2 separate regions of the Homo sapiens genome follow, and region 1 is linked to region 2. The links are chromatin contacts, found by Hi-C or POLR2A ChIA-PET in ENCODE. All regions are on one chromosome and are shown on one strand. The core of a region is the stretch at or near the end of the contact, and the rest is flanking DNA. Distances in the headings are between cores, read along the strand shown.

The links. Hi-C counts contacts between places; a loop is a spot of excess contacts on that map. ChIA-PET counts read pairs that join two places held with the same protein, here RNA polymerase II (POLR2A). Pooled maps may share reads with other maps.
Region 1: a loop to region 2 is called in a map of A673, with 2.7 times the contacts of the local background. The contact joins the enhancer-like site here to the promoter of BTBD18 in region 2. A Hi-C loop is called at or near these places in 2 of 168 maps with a recorded cell type or tissue (A673 and endothelial cell of umbilical vein) and 1 of 50 pooled maps. POLR2A ChIA-PET finds 5 or more read pairs at or near these places in 1 of 52 experiments (HepG2).

Annotation. Positions count from the first base shown.
Region 1 is chr11:58,005,721-58,010,677 of GRCh38, forward strand. It overlaps the pseudogene CYCSP26. Among named protein-coding and RNA genes, the nearest start is that of OR9Q1, 16 kb to the right of the region's middle. Within about 2 kb of position 1,416, at least 2 of the 41 ENCODE cell types and tissues checked have a DNase peak (open chromatin) inside an H3K27ac peak, as active enhancers do; they include endothelial cell of umbilical vein, where a contact is called at or near this core.
Region 2 is chr11:57,749,053-57,754,093 of GRCh38, forward strand. It overlaps BTBD18 (BTB domain containing 18), which reads right to left and starts at 2,767. Exons shown (of 3, transcript NM_001145101.3): 1 at 2,489-2,767; 2 at 2,013-2,184. The coding sequence starts at 2,136. All of the region lies in intron 2 of TMX2-CTNND1 (TMX2-CTNND1 readthrough (NMD candidate)), which reads left to right.

The sequences.
Region 1 (4,957 bases), core at 166-2,665, 260 kb after region 2:
CTGCCTCATTTATTACAAAACAGAAATGTCTCATGACTTTTTTATGTGTACCATAATTTAATAGATTACATACACCAGAATTCAGATCATGAATGACTGAAAAAACATTTTCATTGGGCAGTCCTGATTTAAAACTAAGATTGTCTTGTGGTTAAATTAATATGTTTGGGTTTTTTGAATTTTGTTTGTTTTGTTTTTTTTTTTGAGATGGAATTTTGCTCTTGCTGCCCAGGCTGGAGTGCGATGGCATGATCTTGGCTCACTGCAACCTCTACCTCCCGGGTTTAAGTGATTCTCTTGCCTCAGTCTCCTGAGTAGCTGGGATTACAGGTGTCTGCCACCACGCCCGGCTAATTTTTGTATTTTTAGTAGAGACAGGGTTTCACCATGTTGGCCAGGCTGGTATGAAACCTGGTATCAAACCTGTTGGCCAGGCTGGTATTAACCTCAAGTGATCTGCCTGCCTTGGCCTCCCAAAGTGCTGAGATTACAGATGTGAGCCACTGCACCTGGCCTCATTTGTCTCTTAAAGGCAAGGGCTGAAGATAATATAGCAATGTCTTTTTTATATTTTTGGCCTTAACTATGCCAATCTAATTAGAATTCACTGTATTTAAAATGGTTCCTTTTACTTATTGAAACACATTTTAGTGTGGTTTATGTGTAATATCAAATGAAGATTATTTAACTCTTCTCACATTTTATAGATGATCTATAAAGTCAGATGTCTTTAAAATAGTAGCAAGTTAAACTTCACTCTTGAATTCTTACTATCTAAGTCAGACTACATTATAATTTAAGATTGTCTTTAAACAGCCATCCAGGAACATAAAACTGTAGAACTACTGTGTATTTGTGATTGGGAATAGTGCTTTTGCCAACTTATAAGGATTAGAGTAGAGGAGATATACACAAATTTAAAAATTATGTGTGATCATAAGACTTAAGATAATTAAAAACAAAATCACAGATCAAAAAAACAAAAAACAAAAAAACCTACTGAGAGCCAGATCAAGATGGAGTAGTAAGTTCAAGAACTGCCTCCACTCTAGAAACATAGGCCTACTGAATAAAGTAAAAAGAGAAAACAGAAGGTGGCATAGTCAGGCCCAACTACAAGACAAGCGCTTTTGAAGATCCAGGCTGGCACAGAAACACAAACTGTGATCAGGGCTGCAAGGCTTGGTGGACTTGCTGGGTTTTGGATGCAGTGGCAGTCAGTGGTGGCAAAGGAGTCAAAAGTGTTCCCTGAGAGATGGGAAAGCAGAGGCAGGTTCTCAGCCACGGAGGCCCAGGGCTAAGGTGAGTTTCATGTCTCATCTCCTATCCTTATAGAAGGAGGCTGGAAATGAACATGTGCCAAGTGCTGAAGGAGCAGTGGCTTCCATCCAGCTCTAGACTGGGAGAGAAGGATGAGACAAAGCCTTGTGACCAAGAACTGAGTTGAGCTTCCCCTGTGACTCATCCTGGGATTGCCATGGCCCAGTGGTTCTGCAGGACTGTTCCTCTCACTGCCCTTACCAGAACTGAACCTGGATTGGAGACCCCCAAAGCTTTCAACAGGATAATTGAATATGGAGGTGGAGTAGGGGGAGTGAGAGGGAATGAAAAACAAAACGAAAAGAGCAAAATACTTCAAATTCCAAATGGGACTATAAACTAAATACAAAACTGAAGGAAAAAAGCTAATGCTAAAAAAAAGTCAACAAACTCTCTGGGCTCGGTGGCTCACGCCTGTAATCCCAGCACTTTAGGAGGCCGAGGCGGGCGAATCACTTGAGGCCAGGAGTTCAAAACAGCCTGGCCAACATGGCGAAACCCCGCCTCTACTAAATAAAAAAATTAGCCAGGCATGGTGGCGGGCGCCTGTAATCCCGGCTACTCGGGAGCCTGAGGCAGGAGAATCACTTGAACCGATGAGGTGGAGGTTGCAGCGAGCCGAGATCTCACCATTGCACTCCAGCCCTGGGTGATAAGAGCGAGACTCCGTCTCAAAAAAAAAAAAAAAAAAAAAAAAAAAAAAGTCAACAAACGAACAATCAACATGGATTCACTTCAGATAAAATTAATTTTACAGAATGATCAGATAAAACTTTAAAGTAAATGTATTGATTATTTCAAATAAATAAATGAAATCAAAACTTCCATTGAAAAATAAAAAATTTTGAAAAAAGAGGCTGAAAACAGAATGAGGAGATATGAAAAGGACCAATTAGAAAATCTGAACATTAAAAAATATAGTCATTGAAATAAAAAAATGTGGAGCCTTGAGTTAGAATGGCTGTTTGGCTACCTGTGCTTAATTTCACTATCATTCAAATGCATAGTAGAACTACAATAAAGGGATGAACAAACCAACAAGAATGGGGATAATAGGTGAAGAGACAATGGTAACAGTATTTTGGAATCTGGAAAGGAGATGGAAGAGTGGTAACTGATTAGTAGAACTGAGAAAGCCAGATCTTAAGTTATTACAGTCTCAGAAAGCTGAGAAAAATCCAGTTAATGCTGAGAGTCCTCTAAGTTTCATGAACTAGCACTTCTAGAAACCTCTAGACCTGGAGTAAAAGGCCCTGAGTAGCTGGGACTACAGGCAAGTGCCACCAGGCCTGGCTAATTGTTTTTTTTTTTTTTTTTTTTTTTGGTAGAGATGGTGTTTTGCCATGTTGCCCAGGGTGGTCTTGAACTCCTGAACTCAAGCGATCTGCCCACCTCAGTCTCCCAAAGTTCTAAGAGATTACATGCCTGAGCTATTGCGCCCGACCAAGATATTGTATTTATGAAGCAGACGGAATGTTAAAAATTCAGATAATCTTTTAAAAAAATAACATTTGGAAATTGAAAACATGATGGCAGAAATGAAAAAATTCAGTCAAAGTGCTGGAAGTCAAAGTTGAGGAATTTACCTAAAAATTAGAACAAAAATATATAGAGAGGAAAATAAGAGAGAGACACAAGAAAATTGGAGGATCAGTCCAGGAAATTTAACATATGAACAACACGAAGTTCTAGAGGAAAAGAACAGAAAAAGTACATGGCAAAAAATTAATAAAATAATTCAAGAAAATTTCCCAGATTAAAACACATGGATTTTGGATATTGAAAGGGGTTAGCAAATGCCCAGTAAAATGGATGATAATAGACCTACACCAAGGCATATCCTTGTGGAATTTCAGAACCTAGGGATAAAGAGAAGATGCTAACAGCTTTTAGAGGACAACACCACCACCACCACCAACACATATTCAGAGGACGAGGAATCAGAATGGCTTCTGTATTCCAACAAGAACACAGAAGACAGTGGAGCAATTCCTTTTACATTATAAATGGGAAGAATAGAATTCTACATTTAGACAGCCTATCAATAAAGTATAAATTTTCTAAAACTCAAAAAAACAATCAAAATCTCTACGGAAGAATATGCTCCACAAATATGAAATAGTAAACCAAGAAAGGGAAATAAATGGGATACAGGAAACATGAGATCTAATCCAGAAGAGAGGTGAAGGCAACCTCTAAAATGATGGTGATGAAGAATCTAAGGGTAGGTCTGAGGGGAATCGCTATGTACGAAGAATAAAAAGTAGTTCATATTAGGGCAAGTTTGAAACTTTTTGTCCAAGCAGAATGCAGTTTTTATCTGTGTTGTTCCAGAGTGAGCTGAAAGGCATTGTGAAAACTGAAGGAACCATTACTTTTACTGACAGTATCCACAATGATGAGGCTTTATGGCTGAGACAGAATAATAAGACAATAAAACATATGCCTTAATGTGAATGATTATACTAAAGTTTGATGTGTCTTTTTTTAATCATCAGCAAGGAGAAAGCCTTCATCAGAAGGAGAGAGCCATCTGATTTCCATAGGCTCCAATGCAGAAGAAAACATTAACTGATCTTAATCAAAGAAATATTCCTGTATATACAGATATGCCCATATATACATGCAATAACTCTAGAAGGATATACAGTATAATAATCTGATATTTACACTTTTGTTCCTTTTGAATTTTGTACTGTATGCATGTATTACTTATTCAAAAATTGAATACAATAAAAGTTTTTCTAAAAATTTAATTCAAATGCCCACAATTTTATTTTATTTTATTTTATTTTTATTTTTATTTTTTTAATTTTTATTATACTTTAAGTTTTAGGGTACATGTGCACACTGTGCAGGTTAGTTACATATGTATACATGTGCCATGCTGGTGTGCTGCACCCATTAACTCGTCATTTAGCATTAGGTATATCTCCTAATGCTATCCCTCACCCCTCCCCCCACCCCACAACAGTCCCCAGAGTGTGATGTTCCCCTTCCTGTGTCCCTGTGTTCTTATTGTTCAATTCCCACCTATGAGTGAGAATATGTGGTGTTTGGTTTTTGTTCTTGCGATAGTTTACTGAGAATGATGATTTCCAATTTCATCCATGTCCCTACAAAGGACATGAACTCGTCATTTTTTATGGCTGCATACTATTCCATGGTATATATGTGCCACATTTTCTTAATCCAGTCTATCATTGTTGGACATTTGGGTTGGTTCCAAGTCTTTGCTATTGTGAATAGTGCCGCGATAAACATATGTGTGCATGTGTCTTTATAGCAGCATGATTTGTAGTCCTTTGGGTATATACCCAGTAATGGGATGGCTGGGTCAAATGCTATTTCTAGTTCTAGATCCCTGAGGAATCGCCACACTGACTTCCACAATGGTTGAACTAGTTTACAGTCCCACCAACAGTGTAAAAGTGTTCCTATTTCTCCACATCCTCTCCAGCACCTGTTGTTTCCTGACTTTTTAATGATTGCCATTCTAACTGGTGTGAGATGGTATCTCATTGTGGTTTTGATTTGCATTTCTCTGATGGCCAGTGATGGTGAGCATTTTTTCATGTGTTTTTTGGCTGCATAAATGTCTTCTTTTGAGAAGTGTCTGTTCATGTCCTTTGCCCAC
Region 2 (5,041 bases), core at 1,517-4,016:
ATCTCACCTAAGGGGTTATTCCAAGAAAAGTTCCCTAACCCTTGTCTCCCAGTCTCCTCAAGTCTGTGAAGGATGTTTCTTTTTTATCCTCCTAAGTCTGCCTATGACTTACCCAATTATATTTTTAATATATTGCACAGTTACTTGAATGCACTGGATTTTTGAATGTCTTCCCCTTATAAGATTTCCTTAAGAAGAGGAACTTTTGTATGACCACGGTAGCAGTGTTTAGCATACAACAGGCAACTGATACTTTTTTCTTTATTTGGAATTAAATAGTCAATCTCAACTCTGCACTTACTAAGAGAAGCAGCAGGCAAATCACTTAACTGTAGTCCTCAACTCATTCATATGTAGAATTGGAACCATATAGCTAAGGCTTCTCTTACAAGACTGTTAGAATCAGATGAGACATGGCCGGGTGTGTGGCTCACACCTGTAATCCCAGCACTTTGAGAGGCCAAGGCAGGTGGATCACCTGAGGTCAGGAGTTCAAGACCAGCCTGGCCAACATGGTGAAACCCGGTCTCTACTAAAAAATACAAAAATTAGCCAGGTGTGGTGGCATATCCCTGTAATCCCAGCTACTCAGGAGACTGAGGGAGGAGAATCGCTTGAACCCAGAAGGCGGAGACAGCAGTGAGCTGAGACCGCGCAATTGCACTTCAGCCTGGGCGACAGCGCAAGAATCTCAAAAAAAAAAAAAAAAAAAAAAAAAAAATCAAATGAGACACTATACTGTATGTAATCCACAAACTGTAGAGTGGTATACAATATTGGTTATCATAATTATTTTTTATAAATGAAGACATTGAGCCCCAGAGAGATGAAGTTACCTGCCCATTTCTTGGGCCTTTATATATCAGGATCTACTTAGTAACTCTGACTCCTAATCTTGGGCCTTGTACATTATATATCAGGGTCTACTTTATGCTGAATTAACATTTCCAGTGTGAAGTGAAGGGGTGGAAATAACCTATACATTTTTAGTTCTAGCAACAAACAACAAAAGTCATCAATTTGAAGATTAAATAAATTAAGCAGGCCGGGCAACGTGGCTCACGCCTGTAATCCCAGCACTTTGGGAGGCTGAGGCAGGTGAATCATGAGGTCAGGAGTTCGAGACCAGTCTGGCCAACATAGTGAAACCCCATCTCTACTAAAAATACAAAAAATTTTCCGGGTGTGGTGGCACGCACCTGTAGTCCCAGCTACTCGGGAGGCTGAGGCGGCAGAATCGCTTGAACGCGGGAGGTGGAGGTTGCAGTGAGCTGAGACCGTGCCATTGCACTCCAGCCTGGGAGACAGAGAGAGACTCTGTCTCAAAAACAAAACAACAACAAAAAAGAAAATGGGAAAAGGGTCGGACGTGGTGGCTCACGCCTATAATCCCAGCACTTTGGCAAGCCCAGGCGGGTGGATCACTTGAGGCCAGGAGTTTGAGACCAGCCTGGCCATCATGGCAAAACCTCATCTCTACTAAAAATACAAAAGTTAGCTGGGCGTAGTGGCGCATGCCTGTAATCTCAGCTACTTGAGAAAGCTAAGGCATGAGAATCACTTGAACCCAGGAGGTGGAGGTTGCAGGTAGCTGTGATTGTGCCACCACACTCCTGCCTGGGCAAGAGAGTGAGACTCTCAAAAAGAAAACATAATAGTATCATCTAACACATATTGTGGTTAGTATATTAAAAGCACTATTCTAAGTGCTTACCCACATTAACTCTTAATCTTCACAACCATCCCATTGGAATATTATCCATGTTATATAGAATGTATCTGCTTATAAAACTTTACAATTAGATTCATTATTTAAGAGAAAGAAGCAAAGTCACAATTTCACTCTTGAAAACAGTAGTAATTGTCCTAGAAACAAACAGCCCTTTACCAAATAGTTTACAGTGGTCATAGGCAGTAATATTTTGCTGATTTTGTCCTTTACCCTCTGGCTCTGAACTCATTTTATCTTATTCTATGGTGAGTTTTCAGTTGAATTCCGACCACTCTCTTACCTTCTGCCTGCAGAAGGACATCACAGAACACATCACTCTGCTGCTGGTGATGAAGCTGCAGAAAAGCTAACCTGAGGAACCGGGGGTTCCTGTATAGGATTTTGGGACTGGCAGGAGAGCACATGTTGGCAAGAGTCTTAACAAACCTTCTAGGTTTTCACAGATCAGACTCCTGTAGGTGAGATAATACATTTCAGAGGCATGGTTACATCTAATTTGTTTTTTGTCTTTGAAATGGCAGGGGAATTTTGAAAGTGAGAGATAATAGTATGAGTTGAGGAAACATCAGCCCAGAAATTGTGCCAAGGATATCTCAAGAAAGAAAATTATCATAGTGGTTACATGTGGGAGCTCAGAGATAAGCCTAGGTTTGGGTCTTGGCTCTATTTATTAGCCTGGCTGTATAATCTCACACAGGTGACCTAACTTCTCTGAGTCTCACTTTCCTATCCATGAAATAGAATAATAGTACTTACCTTGTAGGGTTGTTTTAAAGATTAAATGAGTCAGTGAAGGTAAAGTTGCTTAGCACAGTGAGTGCCTGGCACAAAATAACTACCAAGCCCCAAATGGTAACTATTATTATCCTTCAACCTTCCTCATTTCCATTACCACTGAGACTCAACTGCTACAATGCTGACTACTTATATTCTTCCTGAGCACCACATCCCAGCTCCACAGGTATAATCTTCAAGTTAACACTTTTAAGGAAACATTACTGGGTATAAAATTATCTCTAGTAAGTCGTATGCGCCTTTTCTCTGAGCTCACTGTATCACACTAACCAGCAGAGGGTGCACAATAAAGAAGAGAAGCCTCTGACTCTGCGGGAAGGTCTCTCACAGAACCAAGGACGTTGCCACCCTTGGCTGGGTGTACTTGACCAAAGCGAGCCTGACTGACCCTGGTAGTAGGCAAAGAATTTGGCCTTTACGTTTGTATAGTTAATTACCAGGCTAACAATGCAGCAAGGATAGTAAAGCATTTTACCCCTCCCAAAACAAACTGAGTATTCTGACTTCAGGCTTATGTCCAGCTTTTTAGCTCCGAAACCCCCCCACTCACTGCACAGCTGTGTTCCTTTCCTGGAATGCAGTTTTCTATCAGGTAGCACTGAGGGTCCGAACAGTTCACGTCAAAACTATCAGGAAAGAAGAATGAAAAGGTAAATTAAGAGAAGGCGGGCTTGGCTGGGCGGGGTGGCTCACGCCTGTAATCCCAGCACTTTGGGAGGCCGAGGCGGGTGGATCACCTGAGGTTAGGAGTTTGAGACCAGCCTGGCCAACATGGTGACTCCCCGTCTCTACAAAAATACGAAAATTAGCCGGGCATGGTGGCAGGCGCCTGTAATCTCAGCTACTCAGGAGGCTGAGGTGGGAGAATCGCTTGAACCTGGGAGGCAGAGGTTGTAGATAGAGCCACTGCACTCCAGCCTGGGCGACAGAGCGAGACTCCGTCTCAAAAAAAAAAAAAAAATTCCCATCCCAGTGAGAGAGATGTGGATGGAGGATGGCAGCTGTTGCAAGGGCCCTGGGGAAGCTTCTCAATCCACGATCGCCTGGCCTTGCCTCCAGACCCAACTTGAAATAGCTTTTCGGTAGACTTTGCTCCTGTTGCCTTCTCTGTGCTTGTCCTCTGTCCAGCCTGCCTTGCTTCCTCTCAATGTTCAGCGTTGAGTCAGGAGGCTGAGCAAAGATGCGCAGGTGGGCCAACGGCTGAGTGCTTCACCTCCCCATCCAGAAGCAAGGGAATCGGTGTTGGCGGAGAAAGCAGGGCTTCAGGGAGAGCCCTGCAAAGCGGGGTGGCCCGCACGCTTGGGCGCCCTGGCCCAACTCCTTTGAAGAAAGACTCCTAGGCGCGAGGGTTTCTGGGAATGGACCGTGGGGATCCGGGAGGCCCAAAGTCAGGACTTCCCGTCACGGCCACCTCCGCCAGCATAGACTTTGCAGGCAGCCCCTGGCGCCCTTGTATCCCTGCGGGCTTCAGCACCCACATGCACTGGGTGGTAGTGATAGCGAGGGTTGTAAGGCCACGCGGCCAGCGCCACACACCTCGTGCCACCGTCCTAGCGCGCTGCGCGTCGCAGAGCCCTACGCCCCTCCTCCTCCCGAGTCCTCGGGCCTACGTCGTCCGGCATACGTCATCCCCATTGGCCGAAGGCTCCCGGGAGAACCAATCAGAACAGGAGGAGCGCTTTGGGCGGGAGGCTAAGTCTCGAGGGACTTGAGGGCTGAGGGAAGATGGCTGGGCTGCAAGAGGCAGGGGGATGGGCCCGTCAGGGAGGAATTCTTGTGAAAGCCGTCGTCTGCCTCAGCACTTGATGAAAACACACCGAAAAAGAGGGTAGGGATGCTGTAGTAGAGCAGGCGCCAAGGCGGTTAAGGGTCATGTCCGTCTTCCCTTTGAAGAGGCAGTAGATGCCCTTGGCTCTGCCTGGAGCGCTCCATGTTTCGTGATGGAAGTCTCTGGATGGCTCTGGTAACACCGGGTCCCCCATATGGCTAATTTAGAAATCTCCTAAGACCAGAGATGTTATGGAATAAGGTCCTTGGGCAGTTTCTGAATTCAGTTTCTTCACTGATTCCACTCCAACCCCAAATCTTGGAGAACTAATGACCCAGGGGTTTTGCAGAAAATCCCCCCCCCCGCCCCCGCGAACGGTCTCCATTATCGTTACAGAGATGATTTTTTAAAAAAATGTTAATTAGGCCTGGCGCGGTGGTTCACGCTTGTAATCCCAGGACTTTGGGAGGCTGAGGGGGGCGGATCACGAGGTCAGGAGTTAGAGACCAGCCTGGCCAACATGGTGAAACCCCGTCTCTACAAAAATACAAAAAATTAGCCGGGCCTGGTGGCGCGTGCTGTAATCCCAGCAACTCGGGAGGCTGAGGCAGGAGAATCGTTTGAACCCGGGAGGCAGAGGTTTCACTGAGCCGAGATGACGCCACTGCACTCCAGCCTGGGTGACAGAGCAAGACTCAGTCTCAGAAAAAAAAAAAAAAGGTAATTAATGTTGCCCAGGATGTGAC